Linked DNA regions of Homo sapiens: region 2 is linked to region 1. A link is a contact called in ENCODE Hi-C or POLR2A ChIA-PET data. All regions are on one chromosome and are shown on one strand. Each heading gives the region's core, a stretch centred on a gene start or an enhancer-like site at or near the end of the contact. The rest is flanking DNA. Distances are from core to core; before and after follow the strand shown.

What was found. A loop is a pair of places that touch in the nucleus more often than their neighbours do. ChIA-PET counts read pairs that join two places held with the same protein, here RNA polymerase II (POLR2A). Pooled maps may share reads with other maps.
Region 2: a loop to region 1 is called in a pooled map, with 2.4 times the contacts of the local background. The contact joins two enhancer-like sites. A Hi-C loop is called at or near these places in 1 of 50 pooled maps. POLR2A ChIA-PET finds 5 or more read pairs at or near these places in 3 of 52 experiments (H1, T-cell and activated CD4-positive, alpha-beta T cell).

What each region holds. Positions count from the first base shown.
Region 1 is chr1:154,383,936-154,388,838 of GRCh38, reverse strand. No RefSeq gene overlaps it. Among named protein-coding and RNA genes, the nearest start is that of IL6R, 19 kb to the left of the region's middle. RefSeq lists an enhancer at 1,886-2,095. Within about 2 kb of position 3,123, at least 11 of the 41 ENCODE cell types and tissues checked have a DNase peak (open chromatin) inside an H3K27ac peak, as active enhancers do.
Region 2 is chr1:154,494,946-154,499,877 of GRCh38, reverse strand. It overlaps SHE (Src homology 2 domain containing E), which reads left to right. Exons shown (of 6, transcript NM_001010846.3): 2 at 640-766. Among named protein-coding and RNA genes, the nearest start is that of TDRD10, 4.8 kb to the left of the region's middle. Within about 2 kb of position 2,782, at least 13 of the 41 ENCODE cell types and tissues checked have a DNase peak (open chromatin) inside an H3K27ac peak, as active enhancers do.

The DNA of each region.
Region 1 (4,903 bases), core at 1,874-4,373:
AGCAATTCTCTGCCTCAGCCTCCCAAGTAGCTGGGATTACAGGCGCCACCACGCCCAGCTAAGTTTTTGTATTTTAAGTAGAGACGGGGTTTCACCATCTTGGCCAGGCTGGTCTTGAACTCCTGACCTTGTGATCCACCCGCCTCAGCCTCCCAAAGTGCTGGGATTACAGGCATGAGCCACCACACCCGGCCAAAGATATCATTTCTATAAGTAGAGATGGATGGATTGGAGAGGTGAGGGAGAAGATAGAGAAAACTCCAAGCAGAAGCAACAGTATGAGCAAAGACACAGGAAAATTCTGGCTGCATTCAAAAAATAAAGCATTACATTAGTACAGCACTTTATAGTTTACTGTTTCCACACACCCTATTGAGGCATCATATAGGAAGCAATAAAAATTGGGACTCAGACGGGTTTGGCCAAGATTGTGCCACTGCACTCCAGCCTGGGCGACAGAGCGAGGCTCTGTCTCAAAAAAAAAAGAAAAAAGAAAATTGGGACCTAATAGAGAATAAACTTCTCAAAGGACCCATGTACCTAGACCTCAGTTGCTATTTCCCACCCCTAAGCCCATGGTCTCTAGAGTTAAGTACAATCTACTCAGCCAGGTGCGGGGGCTCACGCCTGTAATCCCAGCACTTTGGGAAGCCGAGGCGGGCAGATCACCTGAGGTCTGGAGTTCAAGACCAGCCTGACCAACATGGTGAAACCCCGTCTCTACTAAAAATACAAAATTAGCCCGGCGTGGTGGCACATACCTGTAATCCCAGCTACTCAGGAGGCTGAGGCAGGAGTATCGCTTGAACCTGGGAGGCGGAGGTTACGGTGAGCCAAGATTGCACCATTGCACTCCATCCTGGGCAACAAGAGCAAAACTCCGTCTCAAAAAAAGAAAAAAGTACAATCTACTCAAACACTTACCAGTCTGGCCCCATGATGCCTTTTCTTCCTCTTTCTTCTGAGTCCTCTCTCAAATATACTGTGTTTCAGCCAAAGAAGATTTGAAAATTCCAGATGTACCCCAGGAACCAAAAAACCCTCTGGGTTTAGGTGACAACTGATGTAGCCAACTTGAAATACCCAAATCCTGGCCAGGCACAGTGGCTCACGCCTATAATCCCAGCACTCTAGGAGGCTGAGGCGGTGAATCATTTGAAGTCAGGAGTTCAAGACCAGCCTGGCCAACATGGTGAAACTCCCTCGCTACTAAAAATACAAAAATTAGCTGGGTGGGGTGGTGCATGCCTCTAGCTGCAGCTACTCGGGAGGCTGAGGCAGGAAAATCTCTTGAACCCGGGAGGTGGAGGTTGTAGTGAGCCAAGATCATGCCACTGCACTCCAGCCTGGGCGACAGAGCGAGACTATTGTCTCAAAAAAAACCAAAAAAACAAACAAAAAAAAAAAACAAAAAAGGCCAAATCCTAAATGACCAGCAGAGAAAACTGAGAAGCAACCCATCTATTCATAAAATCCTCAAAACGCTCATGAACTGGCAGCTCCAAGTACCTCTGGAACTGAGTTTGTGTGTCTCTGAGTGTGTGAGTGTGCAAACAAGGAGGACTGGTTGAAAGCTGTTTGAGAAGCACCCTTCATTACTGAGTAACTACCCCTCCCTCCCTCCCACAGAAATCTGCAAGCTTGTTCTCTGTACAGGATAAAACAGAGAGTCTCTGAACTGGGTGATACCAGGCACATTTGACAGCATGGCTATGGCTTGTAAACTCGGGAACTAAGGGACTGCGTATGCCAAATGCCCCAGGCTAAGACCCACAGCCCTCTGCCTCCTTTCGGGGGCCAGAACACTGGCAGGCTGGCCTGTTCCCTCCTAGAAGGAGATTCTTCTCTGGGTAACCTGACTGGCCCCAGACGAAAGACCTAAAGATCCAGACATGTGGGGACTCCCCCAGCAAACAGTCCCGTCCAGATGCCCACCATGTGAGCTTCCAATCAGCGCCTTCGTTCCCATGTCAGAGCTTTCTCTTTGCTACTCCCCACCCACGCTGCCTGGCCCTCTGCACTGGGGGTATTCCAGGAAGAGACCACATGAGCAATACCCCACACCCTCTGACTAGCAGTTGGTCTAGACAACGCAGAACCCGGAAGACCAGAGGGAGGAGGAGCGTGAGATCAAGATATCTGTTCCTCTGGTTCTTCTCTTAGAGGGTTCCTCTCTTAGGCTGCCTGTGTCTCTCAACCAAAGGTTATAGCTCTCCTATACTCTGTCTTTGTAAATGGCCATTTTGTAAAGAAATCCTCCTAAAATAATCCTAACTTGAGTAAACCATATGTTTACTGTAAGGACTTAACTGATATTTGCCTGTCTTATAAATAATCAGTCAAAGATCACCAGACAGCTGAAAAAAACCTCAGACATGGAAGATAAAAACAAATGAGCAAAAAGCAGACTGAAAAGCAATTTGCAGAAATAGTTTCTACACAGGAAGAAGAAAACTTCAAAAGAAAAATATCAAATAATACTTCAGAGAGGCCAGGCACAGTTGCTCACACCTGTAATTCCAGCACTTTGGGAGGCTGAGGTAGGTGGATCACCTAAGGTCAGGAGTTTGAGACCAGCCTGGTCAACATAGTGAAGCCTCGTCTCTACTAAAAATACAAAAATTACCCAGGCATGGTGGCGCGTGCCTGTAATCCCACCTACTCAGGAGGCTGAGGCAGGAGAATCGCTTGAACCTGGGAGGTGGAGTTTGCCGTGAGCCGAGATCGTGCCATTGCACTCTAGCCTGGACAACAAGAGCGAAACTCCGTCTCAAAAAAAAAAAAAAAAACAGGAGAACAGGAGGACACATGAGTTTGGAGCTTCATACAAACGTGTGGTCAATAACAGAACAGGCCTGTATTTACCTGTGTACAAAAACGCCTGTGTGTCTGCAGCTACAGACAACCTACTATGAAACCACTAATCATTTCCTCATTGCTTTCGGATTCAGGCTTCTCCTCCAGACATGCTTAGCTGTGGTTTAGGAGCTGCTACGCTTATGGGGTCTTTCCAGTGTCTTCCTAGCGCCTTCCTTTCCTCTCCCAACCCCTACGCCCTCTGCCCTCAGGGTTCCCAGGTTAAACAATCAAGATACACACTTCCGCCTCTAGGCACCACGCCCCATCCTCTTCCTGGAGCTCCACCCACAACAAGGTACTGAAGAGGAGGAAGTAGAGAGGAAGAACACTAGATTATTGAATAAATAACCTGAGAATTGAATAAATTGGAAGTTAGCCCTATTGTTAATCTTTGAACCATGGGAAATGGTAGCATGGGAAGAATGACCCCTAAAGCCACTGAGTTGGGGTGGGGCTGGCTCTCCTCCACTTAAAACCCCTCAGGGCTCTGGCTTATTCCCAGAATAAGGCTGAAATCCCTTCACCGAGAAAAGGGTTCTCCAGAAGTCACCCTGCTTTTCTCTCCTGCCTCATCTCTTGCCACTTTCTCCTTGTTATCTGGGCTCCAGCCACAATAAACAATGTTCTTGCAGACAAGAGCATTGACTTCATGTGGGCAAGTGTGGCTCTTGTCCCGGGCCTCATGGTTAGAGGGCCCTGAATTATTCACACATGTGCACACACACATTTAACACACACTGCTCCTCTGTCATTAGGGATCGGGTGCTTTTTGCTGACTTAGAGAAACCCCATGCCTGAAACCTACTCATCTGCTCTCAGGAGAGGTAGTAATTGTCACTGCTCATTGATAAACACTCCCTGTCTTCATTGGAGCAGGCCCAGGGGTTGTTGGGTTTAACTCCATCCCAAATTCCAGAGATGAGCCAGGTTGATGTAAGCTAGTCAGGGGATCTCCCTCCACCTGTCTCTTCCCTGTACCTACAAGCATGCACAAACAGGGCACAGCACTTCCCTGGTCAAAGGGCTTGGTTCGATTGAGGATAGAGCAGTGGATGGCACAGGAGACACCCCCCTCCCTTGCTCTGAATCAGGCAGAGTGTAGATGTGAGGCCTGGGAATGATAACAGCCATTTAGTTCCCCCAAGATAAGCCAGACTTGGAACATTGCCACTTGACACCCCCATTACCCAAAGACAACTGGAGATAGCTGAGCTAAAGCTCAAGCATCGTCATTTGGAGGTTGGTTGGTTCGTTTGTTTGTTTGTTTGTTTTGAGACAGGGTCTCTGTCACCTGGGCTGGAATGCAGTGGCATGATCTCGGCTCGCTGCAACCTCTGCCTCTCGGTTTCAAGCGATTCTCCTGCCTCAGCCTCCCCAGTAGCTGGGATTACAGGCGTGCACCACCATGCCCAGCTAATTTTTGTATTTTTAGTAGAGATGGAGTTTCACCATGTTGCCCAGGCTGGTCTTGAACTCCTGACCTCAAGTGATCTGCCTACCTCGGCCTCCAAAAGTGCTGGAATTACAGGCATGAGCCACAGTGCCACTGCACTCCAGTCTGGGCGATAGAGGGAGACTTTGTCTTAAAAAAGGGCCAGGTGCAGTGGCTCACTTCTGTAATCCCAGCACTTTGGGAGGCCGAGGCGGGCAGATCATCTGAGGTCAGGAGTTCGAGACCAACCTGGCCAACATTGTGAAACCCCATCTCTACTAAAAATACAAAAATTATCCAGGTGTAGTAGCTCACGCCTGTATTCCTAGCAACTCGGGAGGCTGAGTCATGAGAATCGCTTGAACCTGGGAGGCAGAGAATGCAGTGAGCCGAGATCACGCCATTGTACTCCAGCCTGGATGACAGAGCAAGACTCTGTCTCCAAAAAAAAAAAAAAAAAGAAAGAAAAAGGAAAAGAAAACCATTGCCCTCAGGTCACATCTGGCCTACTACCTATTTTTGTACAGCATGTGATGGTAAATTTCATGAACATAAAAGACACACGGGCACACGTTACAAAATAGTACATACTACATGATTCCATTTATATAA
Region 2 (4,932 bases), core at 1,533-4,032, 110 kb before region 1:
GGATCAAAACCCTATCTGGTCTGTAGCCTGTGACAGTCAGTTTGCCTGTGAATTATTGAACGTAGAACACCTACAATACTGTTTAGTACTGACCTACTTCTCATCTATGAAGCCTGTGTCTTTGGAGCTGTGATCCACTCCTTGAGGACAGGAAGCATGTCTTGGGTTTATTTTGACTCCTTCACAGTGCCTAGCCAGTGCTGGTGGATGACTGACTGACTCATTATGACTGTACTGCTCAGCTGATTGGAGTTTAAAAAACTCAATTCATAAAGGGTATGTGGTAAAGCCACATACCCTTTATGCTCTAAAGCCACAGGTAGCCTTCACTCCCCACATCCACCCCTGCCACCCTCTAACCCAGAAAATGTTTTATTGCTTGGAGAAATAAAGGGAGGTATAAAGAGCCTTGGGGATAAGTGAAAGAGTTAGATGAATTGTTGCAAATCAACTGTACAACCAAAAAAAACAGGTGTTTGTCTAACTGGGACACATGATCAAGTGCAAAAGCTATCTGGAACTGGTTATAGAGATTTTGACCTCCTTGGATATGCAGGAGATGTCAGTAGCCATTTTGATACCATTGCCATTTTGGTATACGGTGGCCCTTAGCAACTGTCCTCTCTTGTTCTTTTTCAGGTCATCATTTTAGAAGACTATGCTGACCCTTATGATGCCAAACGGACAAAGGGTCAAAGGGATGCAGAGAGAGTCGGAGAGAACGACGGTTACATGGAACCATATGATGCACAGCAAATGATAACAGGTTTGTAAGCAGGCTCTACAGAATAGAGACTGAAATCTCACACTCAGTGAGTGTTGTAATATAGTAACCGGTGTCTATTGGGGAAGAGGGATAAAGCAATTTACCCAGATCCTGCTGACTTGAAGAAACAGAAATTAGACCCCAAACTAATGTCGGACTATTTAGGTAACTTCCTGTATGATTTAGTATCCTTCAGAGTTTTAGAATTTACAGGAGTCTTCAAAGTTTTTCTAGTTCTATGCAAGATGACATTTATGAGTGCAGATCTGCTCAGAATATGATGTTCAGTTTTAACATGATTATATACATTTTGGGGCCACTTTCAGAAGCTTTAACATTCATAATGGGAGTCATACATCTTACCAAGAAGCAAATACATACTTAAGGGATTTTAATCTATTAAAAAATGCAAGGATGGCCAGGTGCAGTGGCTCGTGCCTATAATCCCAGCACTTTGGGAGAGAGGCGGGCAGATCATATGAGGCCAGGAGTTTGAGACCAGCCTGGCCAACATAGTGAAACCCCATCTCTACTAAAAATACAAAAATTAGCCGGGTGTGGTGGTGCACACCTGTAATCCCAGCTATTTGGGAAGCTGAGGCACGAGAATCACTTGAACTAGGGAGGAGGAGGTTGCAACAAGCCAAGATTGCGCCACTGCACTCCAGCCTGGGCAGCAAAGCAAGACCCTGTCTCAAAAAGGAAAAAAAAAAAAAGGCCAGGCGCAGTGGCTCACGCCTATAATCCCAGCACTTTGGGAGGTCAAGGTGGGCGGATCACCTGAGGTCAGGAGTTCAAGACCAGCCTGACCAACATGGAGAAACCCTGTCTCTACTAAAAAAAAATACAAAATTAGCCAGGCATGGTGGCGCATGCCTGTAATCCCAGCTACTTGGGAGGCTGAGGTAGGAGAATTGCTTGAACCTGGGAGGCAGAGGTTGCAGTGAGCCAAGATTGAGCCATTGCACTCCAGCCTGGGCAACAAGAGTGGAACTCCGTCTCAAAAAAAACAAACAAAAACTGCAAACATGATGTGATTCTGTATTTTGTAGTAGAAGACTTTCTCAACAAGTTCTACAATATTGGAGCCAAGAATTTAATTACTAAGCAGTAATTATAAATTACTGCTGGCTGGGTGTGGTGGCTCACACCTGTAATCCCAGCACTTTGAGAGGCCGAGGTGGGCCGATCACCTGAGGTCGGGAGTTCGAGATCAGCCTGACCAACGTGGAGAAACCCCTGTCTCTACTAAAAATATAAAAAATTAGCCGGGCATGGTGGTGCATGCCTGTAATTCCAGATGCTCAGGAGGCTGAGGCAGGAGAATCACTTGAACTCGGGAGGCAGAGGTTGTGGTGAGCCAAGATCGTGCCATTGCACTCCAGCCTGGCCAACAAGAGGGAAACTCTGTCTCAAAAAAAAAAGAAAAGAAAAAAAAATCATTGCTGTGTAAACCAAGCCATTCAAGGCAACCACCTAAAACCAAAGACTAATCTTGTAACTTTTCAAGTCAGAACAATTCCAGTTTGTGAGCTAAGCAGTCACTCTGTCATTCTTAGTGTCAAACTTTTCCCTTTTAGTCATAATTCTCTTAAGTTGATGTAAATGATACTTAAATAAAAATAATATAGATTTATTTGTGAACTTTATGTCTTCACCTAGTTTTCCTTAAACAGTCTTCCATCCATAATGAGAAATGTAATTGCTGAATGCTGACTCAAGGGAGCCTTATTTGACTCTTGTGGGTTTCATGCCTGGGAAGAGTAACTGGTCCCACATGAAAGACTTTGTCTCTTCTGTTTAGAACAGATTGAAGAGCTGTCAAGCTCAGGTTCTCTAAGTATAGTCTCAGAAGAGTTGAGCAGAGAGTAGCAGCAGCACACTGGAAGGGCCAAGACAGTCTTCAGAATGAAAACGAGCTGGAACAGGAAAGCCTGGCTCCGCTTCCTGCTTCTCTGCTTACAGAGATAAGGCCCTCCGTGTGGGGAGGGTGTACCCTGGCCAGGCTGTGACCCTGAAGGTCACTGGACTGTGACCCCTAATGAAATCTGTGAATGAAAGGAAGTGAAAATGAACTGTCAGAGTTTTAAAAAACATCAGAGCCTTGAAAGGAATAGGGAAAAGAATTTACTTTTACATAAAATTGAGGAAAAGGATTTTCTTAAAAAAAAAAGTTTTATGCTTAATTGTGATTCACCTTTCTTTGTCCTTGGGTTTTTATTCTTATCTTTCTCTTTAACTGAAGTAGGTAGTTTATACCATACATCTGTTTATTTGGAGAGCTGCACTGATAAGAGGAAATGTGCTGTGATTTTATAAAAATGAATATAATTTTGGGGGGTTTTTTTGTTTTTTTTTTCATGTAATTCCCACAAGAGCTCTATAAGCTAGGGGACTACAATGCTGTCCCCCTTGTGACAGGGTGACAAAAAACAAGATCAAAGGGATTGGGGCTTGCCTGTGTTAAGGAGACATTTTAAGAGACAGAGCAGGAATTAGCACCCGGATCTCCCACTCCACATTGAGTGGTCTGCCCCTGACACCACATGGCGTTCAGGACACACTTGAAATGCCGTTTGCAAAACCACTGTAAACTTCACCCGTAAGTGAGGCACCTTTCCACTCAACCAAGAATGTTGTCTTCAGAAGTCAGAATTGTCCAACATGGAATAAATGTAATAATAATCGCTAGCATTTAATATTTGAGTGTGTATTAAGTTCCATGCTCTGTTTTAAACAATTTCTGAAAATAAATTCATTTAGGAATACAAAATTAATATATTCAGTTGGCAAATAAATTCAAATTTATTAAAAATCCAAATTACTAACTTTCTAAACTAGTGATCTAAGTATACTTTGGTCTTAACTTTAAAAAAGTTGTACTCGTGGATTTTAAAGTTTCTTCATTTAGAATATATATCACAAAGCACCTTCTCAATCAGTGTAGAGACTCTACCTCTTATTCTACCCGTAGGTTACAAGCTGGACAGAATAACAGGAAGTGAGTTTATCGGAAGCTAGAAATAAAAGATTTGCTGCTGGGCTTTTGTTTTTTGTTTTTTAAACCTTTTACTTTTTTATTCAGTTTGCTCCTTGTGTACCTGATTGTCAAGTCCAAGTTCGGAAATTTCCCGTCTTTCTTGAGAAATGAGAGTTTTTTTTACTTGTTTCAGCATTTCTGAAGATGGAAAGGATTTTAATGAACACAGTTGAACTGTGGAGTGGTTAAATCTGTGTTGCCATTCTTTGCATTGCCTTTTTTCTACCGGTGAAATGGGAATTACAGGCCTGGTTTTAACAATATCTTGGGCGTGTAGAATACTGCCCATATGTTGTTTTAGAATACCCAACAAATATTTCTTGAGGTTTTTTTTTTTATTATGTACTAGGCCCTGTCCTGAGCTCTGGGCATACAGGAAACAAGACCCACATGATTTCTGCCCTTGGACCTCACAGCCTAAGGGGGAAACAGACCTACCAGCAAAGAAGATAAGTCATTGAAAAGCATGATAAGTGCCATGAAGTTGAGAATAGGAGCCAGCATCTACCTCAGGGGCAGAGGAAACTGAGAGAAGCCCATGGCTTTCCTGTGGCCAAATCGCTATGGGACCCAGGAAGCCTGGGTCCCCCCAAAACTTTGCTCTTAACTTTTAAAAGTTAAGAATTTATGAGTTTATGAGTAAATTATCACTGAGATTTATCCAAAGGATTGTTCATAAAAAGATATGACTGAATACAAGGCAATATTAATATAAACCTCTGTTGCTTTTCTGCTAAATTCACAGGAACATTTTAACTAAATATTCTAGCTAAGATATTTAGCTAAATATTTGGCAGAAATATTCTACATAATCTAGCATTAGGAGTTTTAGCCACCGCTTTGAAACATTAGCATCGGACAGGTCTTTAAAAGTTCCCATTGGCTAGTTAGCATGAGGATTCTTTCTGCAGTTGATGTCATACAGCTGTAAATTGAGAGCTTACTAGGTACCAGCCTGGCCAAATTACCTCACTAAATCTTGCAGCAACCCTGTAAAGTGTTTTGTTTGTTTGTTTTTTTGAGACGGAGTCTCGCTGTGTCGCCCAGGCTGGAGTGCAGTGGTGCAATCTCAGCTCACTGCAATCTCTACCTCCCAGGTTCAAGTGATTCTCCTGCCTCAGCCTCC